2 separate regions of the Mus musculus genome follow, and region 1 is linked to region 2. The links are chromatin loops, found by intact Hi-C in ENCODE. Cell type or tissue: heart. All regions are shown on one strand. Links, peaks and the distances in the headings refer to the core of each region. The heading gives the core; the rest is flanking DNA.

What was found. Hi-C counts contacts between places; a loop is a spot of excess contacts. Peaks named below come from ENCODE experiments on the same cell type or tissue, not always from the same donor. Only the 100,000 strongest peaks of a DNase experiment are listed, where the experiment ranks them.
Region 1: a loop joins it to region 2, with 3 times the contacts of the local background. A loop is called at or near these places in 7 of 42 quality-filtered maps.

The regions. Positions count from the first base shown.
Region 1 is chr2:25,834,201-25,839,578 of GRCm38, reverse strand. No RefSeq gene overlaps it. Among named protein-coding and RNA genes, the nearest start is that of Sohlh1, 10 kb to the left of the region's middle. In heart, for the core only: a CTCF peak has its summit at 3,134 (motif pointing left); a DNase peak (open chromatin) is centred at 3,128; H3K27me3 peaks cover 890 bases.
Region 2 is chr2:26,003,908-26,009,285 of GRCm38, reverse strand. Ubac1 (ubiquitin associated domain containing 1) reads left to right here. Exons shown (of 10, transcript NM_133835.2): 5 at 23-125; 6 at 317-425; 7 at 1,333-1,567; 8 at 2,673-2,759; 9 at 3,822-3,960. Among named protein-coding and RNA genes, the nearest start is that of Ubac1, 15 kb to the left of the region's middle. In heart, for the core only: a CTCF peak has its summit at 2,194 (motif pointing right); no DNase peak of the experiment used is centred there.

The DNA.
Region 1 (5,378 bases), core at 251-5,250, 170 kb after region 2:
TTTCTGGTTTTCATAGATGTGGCAGTTAGGTGATGTGTCCAACCATCAGGAAGTTTGTGGGTGGGCCTCTTTTGAAGCTTTGACCTTCATGAGCTGGGCCCTCCACATCCCTGCCTGTTGCCCCTCTTGGCTCTTCCTGATAGGTGGCTCTGGTTTGGCTCTCCCTGCTGTGGGAGGCCAGCTCTAAGTGTGGACAGTGACATTGATGCTCTCAGCTGGCCTGGCCTTTTTCGTTCAGGACTTTTGGGTCAGGCCATGGAGCATGAATGACTGCAGTGTGGGAGGGAGGAGGTAGGACGTTATCCTGAGAGAGGCGATGGGCCCACCCAGAGCACTCCCCCTGCCAATGGCTGCACCTCAGAAGGCCCCTCCCCCAAGCTGACTAGCACGGAGGACGATGGTAACTAGCACCCTGGCATCTACCTAGAGGGGTTTCTACACCTCCAGCTCCCAAGAACAAAATCTTATGGCTGTTAGAGTCGACAGTCTGGCCCAGAACTAGCCAGCCAGCACCTTGTGGCTGGAGCAGAAATGGCATTGCCAGCTCTGTCCCAACGTCCCTGTCCTGAGAGCCCCAGTGTGCATGGACTTTGGGTTTGCATCACTCTACCTACCCTCATGCTTTGTGGAAATCACAGGGCAGGAGACAGAATCAGCAGTCAGGAGCTTTAAGGATGACAAACTTGGTTCTGCAGGTGGTCAGTAAGGGGTACCTGCTCCTGAGGCAGGAGGTCAGCTAGGACCACCCACACCTGAGGCAGGAGGTCAGCTAGGGCCACCCACACCTGAGGCAGGAAGTCAGCTAGGGCCACCCACACCTGAGGCAGGAGGTCAGCTAAGGCCACCCACACCTGAGGCAGGAGGTCAGCCAGGGCCACCCACACCTGAGGCAGGAGGTCAGCTAAGGCCACCCACACCTGAGGCAGGAGGTCAGCTAGGGCCACCCACACCTGAGGCAGGAGGTCAGTCCACATCCTCACGGGCTCATACTTGACACAGGTGATTGGCTCATGCCACCCTGCAGCACTTGATCAGCAGCAGCACTGTTTGTCTTCTAGACTGACAGGCCTGCAGGTGGCTCTTGTTTTATTCTGAATAGTGCCAGGGGTGGTGGTCTCCCTCTTCTCCCCATTCCTCCCCTCCCCGTGTGTGTGTGTGTGTGTGTGCAATACCACAAATGTGGAGGTTAGAAGAACTCATAGGAGTTGGTTTGGAACTCAAGGTGTCAGTCTTGGCTGCAAGCTCCTTCACCCAGTGAGCCATTGTGTGGTCCCAGGCCGTTGCTTCTTTACTCCATCGTCAGGATCCTTTAAAGCCTCCAACTTTCAGTTGTGTGATGCAATTTGTCTTTCCTGTTGCCTGCACTTCTGCTGTCCGTGGAGGGGAAACCTTTTACAAGCTCAGCACCACGAGTTTTCCCTCCATCGTTTTCTAAGGATTCGAAAGCATTAGCATCTATGACTGGGCGTGACTCATTTTTGACTTTGGGGATGTGGTGGACAAAATGTCTTCCCTTCATTCCTATGTAGTGGCTTTTGAGGTGCCCTGGTATTTGTAAAGCTACCCACTAACTGATCTTGAAAGATCCTGAGAGAGAGTGAAAAATTATTTAAGCCCCTAGACCTGTGTCCAAAATAGACCTCACTAATGGCAGGTAGTAGGACTTGCCCCATTGTTCCAGGAAATGTTTGTACAGAATATCCTGACCATTCCTTAAACCCCATTATGCAAACTTGCTAGCTTGCCAAATGCTATAGCCCAATGCCAGGTGTTTGCGGTTTTTGCCAGGTGTTTGCGGTTTTTGCCTTTATAAAGCCCTTACCCCTTGAGCTCGGGGTCAACTCCTCTACCCCTGCGTGGGATACGAATCATCCCCAGTGCACTGATCTTTTCCAAATAAACCTCTTGCAGTTTGCATCAAGACCATTTCTCCTGAGTCAGAACATGGGGGAGTCCTCACATTGTGGGTCTTTCACTTGCAGAGATCCACCTGTCTCTGTCTCCCCAGTGCTGGGATTAAAGATCTGTGCCAGTACAGCCTGGCATCTATTGACTTTTTATCTACCATTAATTAATCTACCATTGTGTGTAGGGGTAGATAATAGAACCAAAGATACCAAGTCTTGATGAGTAGTACTCTGAAAATGTGGCAATGTGACTTTGTATGCAAAAAGCATCTGAAGTTGACTAAATCAGGGCTTTGAGATGATCCCCGATGGCCTGGATGGGTTTTAGATGATCTCAGAGGTATGCTTGCAGGAAGAGGCAGAAGGCTCATAGTAAAACTGAGGAGTGCATACAGAAAGCTGCCTCTGCAGCGTCCCCGTTATCCACACCCCACTAGTGTGGCCTATACATCGCAGTCTGTGAGCCTACACTGGCATGTCTGAAGTGGAAGTTTCTGGAGATGTCAGGCGATGCAGACTCACGTGGTGTTTTGCTAAGGCAAGACTCGTGGGAGGACACGTGACAAGGAGAGTGCACGCGCATAGCTAGCTTCCAATGCTTTTTTGGCCTTGAGTCTTCCATGATCTTCGCTTTGTTGAGAGAGGCACAGCAGAGAACTTCTCCTTGCTGGTCCTGGTCGTTCCTGCTGACTCGTGCTGATTTAGTGGAGGCCTGGCTGTTTCTGTGGGATCATGCCACTGTTGCTGATTCCTGTTTGGTATCCTGACACTACTGAGCTGGGTTGCTGGTATCCTGACAAGAAGAGATTGGAATTGCCTCAAGGAACTGCTTTTATTCAGGTCCACACCCCCATGTCCCATTTACCACCGTCTCTCCCCTACCTTTCAACAATGGGCTTGAAGGGGGGTGGAAGCATTTGAAAACCCTTATTAAAAGTAGGTTTTAAAATCTAAGCCTACAGATGCCATTGTCACCCATGGCTGCTATCAGTCTTACACTTTCTGTGGGTTTCCACAGATGTGATAATGACGTACCTCCGTTCTGGTGTGTTGTCAGGCTTCGAAGATAGGGGAGGGACTAGAGTAACTGCACAGAGGACAGGTGTGGCTGAGAGACTGGAGTATGGGTTGGGCCATGGTCCAAGGAAGCAGGTCCTAGCGTAGATAAAACTCAGGTGTCCACCAGGCCTAGTGAGAGTAAACTGTTGGAGGCCAGTGCCACCTTGTGGCATCTCTCAGAACTGCAGGTATCAAAAGGGACCCTGAGCTTTCCGCAGGTCCTGCTCCACACACATGTTGGCTCCTGCTGCTGCCTAGACTGTGACCAGGGGCACCCAAGGTGCTGGACAGGCTGGTGGTCCTGGATTTCAGGCTGGGCTATTTACTGGCTAAAAAATATGGTTGGGTTTCCTTGGTCCCTTGGGTGGCCAGTGTGAATATACAGGAAAGGACAGGAAAGGAGTTCTGGGTTCCAAACTCTCCTGACTTCATCACATAGGCCAACAGCCTTTGTGTCTGATAAAAAAAAAAAAAAAAAGAGTTCTTTCTAAGAACACAGCAGATGCTGCACCCCCATACCTGCTGGCTGCATTTGGGGGCTCTCCTGCAGCCTATGTGCAGGCAGAGTTCAGGGCTCAAGCTGATAGCCTGGCTTGTGGCCTGTATCACTACCTAAGATGGCCACCCAGACATCACAGTACTTAGGGAAGTCATCCCTGCTGGGCACACCCACATCAGCGTACACAGCTCCAGACTGAGACAGTGCCGCCCCAGGGGTCCTGCCAGCTGGGAATACTGAGGTGTTCTGTATCTTTGCCACCACCCTTTCATGTTGATCACCTCGGTAAGACTCATGATGTGCCACCTCCATCACCCCACCCTTATTGAGCCTGCCCTTTCAGCCCCTGCTGAAACTCTCTGCCTTCTCTCCTCTAACAGCTCCATCTCCAGGTGCCCAGAGGCCTTTCCTGTGCCACAGAGCAACACCTGGCCCAGCATCAGCAGAAAGGGCAACCTCTTGCTGTTCCTGGTTCCGGGGACAGTTGGGATTTACTGGCCCAAGGATGCTGCCTGTGATAGCTTTTCTTGATTGCTCACTTGACCACACCAGGAATTAAGTAAAACCCCTACAAGGGATCTCTCCTTTTGTTTGTTTCTTTAGTTGTTGTTTTTCAAAACAGGGCTTCTCTGTATAGTTCTGGTTGTCCTAGAACTCACTCTGTAGACTGAGCTGTCCTTGAACTCACACCTGCCTCTGCCTCCCCAGTCCTGGGATTAAAGGTGTGTACCACCACCACCCAGCTGAGGGATTGTTTTTTCTTAAATCATTTGAAGTGGGAAGATCTTTTTCTATTTGTTTGTTTGTTTGTTTGTTTGTTTGTTTTTCTGAGCCAGGTTTTCTCTGTGTAGCCCTGGCTGTTCTGGAACTCACTCTGTAGACCAGGCTGGCCTCGAACTCAGAAATCCGCCTGCCTCTGCCTCCCGAGTGCTGGGATTAAAGGCTCCTGCACAACCATCACCTGATGGGAAAACTCACTTTTAATCCAGATCTTTTGAGGTGAGAAGATCCACCTTTAATCCAGGCCCTGTTTTCTGGTGGCAGCCTATAGAAAGGCCACGGAAGAAGGAAGCTTGCTTTCTCTTTGGTTTCTAAATAGATTCTTTCACTGTCATTGCAGCCTGCACATTGTGGGATTTTAGCACATACTAGAGACCAGCTGAGACTTCTAGCCTGTAACGAGTGACGACTGGATACTTAGACTAGCTGGATCATGGCCTGTAAGACGTTCTAATTAACTTCATATACATGTTCCTCTAGAGAACCTAGACTAATACAGATTTTGGTACTAGGAGCGGTTCTAGAGCAACAGGAGTATAAGGATGGATTTTCAAGTGTCTGGGACAGACTTTCCTGGAGTTCCTGAAGCCTCTCCTGGAAGCTCGGAGAGGACTGAAAGCCTATGGTGGGAACTCTTTACAAACTTGAGGAGACAAATGCACTCGAATCTCCTGAGTCTCCTCTTGACACCTCTCGATGTCAACGAAAAGGATGCGCCACGTGATAAAATTCACAGAGTTGTAGCATCTCAGAATATATGAAGGATAACAGTGAACTCACTGGTAAAACTAACCAACCCCAGGTGCACATCAGCAGCCTAAGGTTTCCACGTGTGCCCTGGAAGAGAATCTTCTCTCCAGCAGCCACAGAGTCAAGGTGTGGAAAGTCAAACCGAAGTACTCAACTATAAAGTTTGCTGGATTACAGTGGAAATTCAAGCCCCAACCTTGGAGGGTGTTGGTGGTTAAAGTAAGGGCATTGATTGGCTAGGCATGGGATCCGGTTACTTGGGGTGGGGTGGGGTGGGAGGACCCTTGTTGAAGCTGAGAACGCTGAACCCTCAGATTCTCAAGGGTTTACCTAGCCTGAGGAAGCAGTTGCACCACCCTCAGAGGAAGGGGTCCTCACACCCC
Region 2 (5,378 bases), core at 278-5,277:
CTCTTTCTTTATCCTACTGCAGTTCCAGACAGAACTCCGGAAGATCCTCGTGTCTCTCATTGAGGTGGCACAGAAGCTGTTAGCACTGAATCCCGATGCAGTTGAATTGTTTAAGAAGGCAAATGGTATGCGTGGGTCCTAGGCTGCTCCTAAAAGTGTCCCCAGCCCTCACACTGAAAGCAAGTTCTGCTTTGGTTAATGGGGGAGAGGGTTTGGTGTCAGTAATTGCTAGGTGAGGTGAGCCTCTACTGATGAGGCTGGGGGGCTTCAAAGGACTCTGGAATCCCCTCATGGCAGGCCTTGTCTTTCTCCTCAGCTATGCTGGATGAAGATGAGGATGAGCGAGTGGATGAGACTGCCTTGCGGCAGCTCACAGAGATGGGCTTTCCTGAGAGCAGAGCCTCAAAGGCCCTTCGGCTGAACCAGTATGCTTGCTTTCTTCTTGCCCTGGGCTTCCCTGTGATTCTCCTTCCAATCTCTGGAGTCATACTTTTTTTTTTAATTTTTATTTATCTGTGTATATGTACATGTGTGTATGGGTGCCCATAGAAGCCAGAGAGGAAGTTGGATCTTCTGGAGCTAGAATTACAGACTGCTGTGAACTGCCTGACACAGGTGCTAGGAACCAAACTCAGGAGCTCTTCATCTTAATCTAGGAGCCAGCTCCCCGATCCCATTGAGTCATTTCTAATTGGGTGTTCTAGTAGAGGCACCTTATTGCTGTGCTTCAGAAGTGCTTTCATATATGATCTTTTGGGGTGTGTGTGTGTGTGTGTGTGTGTGTGTGTGTGTGTGTGGAGGGTCTCTGTTACCTATGCTGGACTTGAACTCCTGGACTTATGTAGTCCTCCTGCCTTAGGCTCCTGAGTAGCTAGGATTGAAGGTGTGAACCATGATACCTGGCTGTTTGGAGGGTTAAAAATCACTCTGTAAATGTATCCTGCACTCTCAAGTTAGGAGAGCTCTGAGCCAGACCTGCTCCTGGCTGGACAGGGATTCTTAATAGTCTTCTTGCACTTCTGGTTTTAATACTCACTCGGATCCCATATGAAGTCTATAGAGCAGAGCTGGTCAACAACAGTGTTCTTTGTGCTGTGCACCTAGGACCTGGACTCCTTTGTCTCTTGTGTTTTGGGCATGTGTCTGTGCTTGTTTTATTGGGTCTTGGGGGTTTGAGGTAAGAGCTTTGTGGAGGTTTCCATCCCAAGAGATCATATGTCACCATTGCTGCTGCTGGTCTTGCTATCTCTGTTGAAACATATTGGAGTACATAGGATAGGAAAGTTTTCAGTAACCATCCTGGAGAGTTAAGAATCTTTTGTCCCCTTCCAGCATGTCAGTGCCTCAGGCCATGGAGTGGCTAATTGAACACTCAGAAGATCCAGCTATTGACACACCTCTTCCAGGCCATGCTGCTCAAGCAGGGGCCAGTGCTGCAGCCACTACCTCCTCCACCTCCTCTGAAGCTGCTGTGGGAACTAGTGTTGAAGATGAGGAGTCCCGGGATGAGCTCACAGAAATCTTCAAGAAGATACGCAGGAAAAAGGAATTTCGAGCAGATGCTCGGGTATGTGATGGGGGGCTCAGTATGAGGTTAGGTTTGTGGGTGTGTTGTGCAAGGAAACCAGGGGGCCTGGAGTCTGTGGCAGTTCTCATTCAGGCCTGGGGACTTGGCTGCTCATATATAAAATCCATGCTTGCGTCTAGGTGGCTTCTCCCTGCTCAGTGACATCTCTTGGAAAGTTGAATACAAGCTTGTGTCCCCTATAAGTGCTGCTGCATCTGTTGCTGTGCCTTTGGGTGGCCAGTGTTCAGAGAGCTAGAGGAACTGTTGTGGGCTGGTGAGGGAGGAGGAGTGTATCATGCTGGCTACTGGATAAGGACAAGGATGTGGGATACCTGTGCGCCTTCCGTCAGCTGCGCAGGTCCACACTTATGGTCTCCTTACCATCACTGCGCTGATACTTTCTCCCCTTTGTGTTCTTTATGCACCTTCCTGTTCTTTGCTGGAGTTTTAATTCTTCCTTTGGTCTTTCACTTTCAACTTACAATTCAGCCTACTCAGGCTGCATGCTACCTGCTCCCTAGATTTTGGCATGTTGATTAAATGGTTTTCTTAGGGTATCATCTGTGGCTTGTATTTTTTTCTCAGATCTATTTATTTTATTTATATGGGTACACTGTAGCTGTCTTCAGACACACCAGAAGAGGGCATCAGATCCCATTACAGATGGTTGTGAGCCACCATGTGGTTGCTGGGAATTGAACTCAGAACCTCTGGAAGAACAATCAGTGCTTTTAACCACTGAGCCATCTCTCCAGCCCCCTGGCTTGTATTTTTTATAGGAATCCCATTGGCCAGGTTGGGACTTTATATCTACACAGCTAAGGAAAACTGCCACCTAGGGCCTGTATTCCATCAGTGGTCCTGGTATACTCATGTGCAGGAGCAAATGCACTGCCCAGGCTCTGACTTCTCTCCTTGGCTGCAGAGATGAAACATTTCCTTGCTTTGCCCTGGTTTTAAGGGCGGGTGCTCTTTGCTACCTCATGTGTGCCCAATGCTGTCTTCTGCCTGTGACTGACTGAAGGAAGCCTGTACTGCGGTGGTACCGCTCTTTGGTGGCAGTGTCCTCTCCCGAGGTTCTGACCAGCCTGTTCTTCCCTCTTAGGCTGTCATTTCGCTGATGGAGATGGGCTTTGACGAGAAGGAAGTGATTGATGCCCTCCGAGTGAACAACAACCAGCAGAACGCTGCTGTGAGTTCCACTTTGAGACTCTCACATCCCTGTACCTCATGTGGCATGCATTGGGAATGTCCCTTGTGTCAAGACCTCCACACATAGTTGGTGATGGTGCTTTTCTTTCTTTCTTTCTTTTTTTTTAAGATTTATTTATTTACTATATGTAAGTACACTGTAGCTGTCTTCAGACACTCCAGAAGAGGGCATCAGATTTCGTTACGGATGGTTGTGAGCCACCTTGTGGTTGCTGGGATTTGAACTTGGGACCTTCGGAAAAGCAGTTGGCACTCTTAACCACTGAGCCATCTTGTCAGCCTGTGATGGTGCTTTTTATATGAAATGTTAGGGCAGATGGTTCAAATAGAAACTGAGAAAAAAAAAAAAAAGAAACTGAGAATACCCTGGACCCACAGTGCACCTTGTGTGCACATTCTGCAGACTATTAGCTGTTAAAATTGAATCCCATAGGATGGGTGTGGAATGTACACCTTTAATTCCAGCACTTGGGAGGAGAGGCAGGCAGATCCCTGAGTTTGAAGTTAGCCTGCTCTACAGAGCGAGTTCCAGGACAGCCAGGAATACACAGAGAAACCCTGTCTCTCAAAAATACCTAAATAAACAAATGAAAAGGGATCAAATATCATGCCATGAACACATAGCACTGCTGACAGGCAGACTCTATCCAGGGAGGCCTCTATGACCTTCTCATTTGTGTGTGAAGTCAAGGCTTAGACAGCTGAGACACAGTTCTGGATCTAGACTCTCCAGGCTCATTGCTATGGAGAGATACTGTCATACTGGGATCCCCTTGAAGAAAGCAGGGTGTTTGGGACTGTGTTGTGACCAGGGCTGTGGCTGTGGTCAAATTGAACTGCAGTGCCAGGCCTTCTAAGAAATGCAGACTGATGCTTCCTTCTGTCTCTATTCTAGCTGAATGTGGATCAGGTTTGTACATGTTAGGGCCCCTTCCAGGCATTGCAGCCATGGGGGCTTTTGGAGAGCCACAGAAAGGGACAGGTGAGCCTTTTGTACTTGGAGAAGGAACTAACAGCTCATCTGGTGTTCTTGGGTTTTTAGTGTGAATGGCTGCTGGGGGACCGGAAGCCATCCCCTGAGGAATTGGACCAGGGCATCGATCCCAATAGCCCTCTCTTTCAGGCCATCCTGGACAACCCAGTGGTGCAGCTGGGTTTGACAAACCCTAAGACATTGCTAGGTATGTGTGTTTACTTAGGCTAGCTTGGGTGAGGAACACATGGCGGGTGGATTCCCTGCCACAAGACCGGTGCTAGTGAAATGGTTTGGGCACTAATACTGTGCCATGCAGGTTGGCTTATGCAAGGCATTGTAGCTGTGTTTCTGAAAGCCTGGGAGTCAGCTTCTGCCTTGATGGGATGAGCTTCTGCAGAGGGGGACTCGGAAGAGCAGAGCAGTGGCCTGTATGGGAAGAGGAGGCGAGGAGACAGTAGAGTTTGGATTTTGCTTATTATTTATAAGGAATTTCTTTGATAATTACTTTTTACTTGTGATATATCTTAAAAATCCACATAATGGGGCTAGCAAGATTAGTGGGTATTTGCTCACAAATCTGAGTTTGACCCCGGAAACCGCATGGTAAAAGGTGAGAGCTGATTTCTGCTTGCACACTGGCATGTGCATGCCCCCCAAGTAAATAAATAAATAAATGCTAAAAATATAAATAAAACCTAAGTCTGCCACTTTAAAAATAGGATGACAGTGTAGTGGGGCACCCCTTTAATCCCAGCACTCAGGAGACAGAGGCAGGCAGATCTCTGAGTTCGAGACTGGCATGGTCTACAGAGTGAGTTCCAGGACAGCCAGGGCTATACAGAGAAACCCTGTCTCGAAAAAACAAACAAACAACAACAACAAAAAAAAAACTAAACCAAAAACTAAACAAACAAACAAAAAAACCCAAGAAAGTAATAGAACTAAATAGTTAGGAACATGTCATTCATTTGAAAACTGTTGTACTGGCCATGCCTATATCTCAGCACTTGGAAGGAGGAGGCAGGAGACTTGAGAGGTCTAGGCCAGCCTGGTAGCTTCTCCCCAGACAGCAGTCACCATCCGTGTCCACAGTACTGGTCTCAGGAGTGTGTGCAGACACTCGGGTGTTTCAATGGAACCTGGGGACTGCTGTGGCTTACACCTGCAGTCTCAGAGAACGACAGACTGTTTCCAGGTCAGCCTGAGCTAAGAGTAAGACGCTGTCTCAAAGAAACAGCAGAAAAACCATAGAATTGTTTATATTCTATAGATTCCTTCTGTCTTCTAATGTGACATCAATGCCAGGAGCATGGCTGTGATTCTGAACTGTTCAGGGGTGACAACAGGTTGTCTGTGTGTTTGTGTATATGCACTTTTTTCCCCTTGAAGTGTTTCGGGTTTTTGTTTTGTTTTGTTTTGTTTTGAGCCAGCTATGTGGCCTCTTGGATCAAGATGGGCCTCGCCTCAGTATTTTAGTCCTGTGAGTGCAGAAGTCTGATCCATCTAGTCCTACTCCTTCTGCACCCTCATATGCCCTTCCCGTACATCATCATCCCCTGCATACAAGTGTGACCACGGCCCCGAGGACTTGTCCTTCCTTGGCTTTCCTGTAGGGTTTGGCGA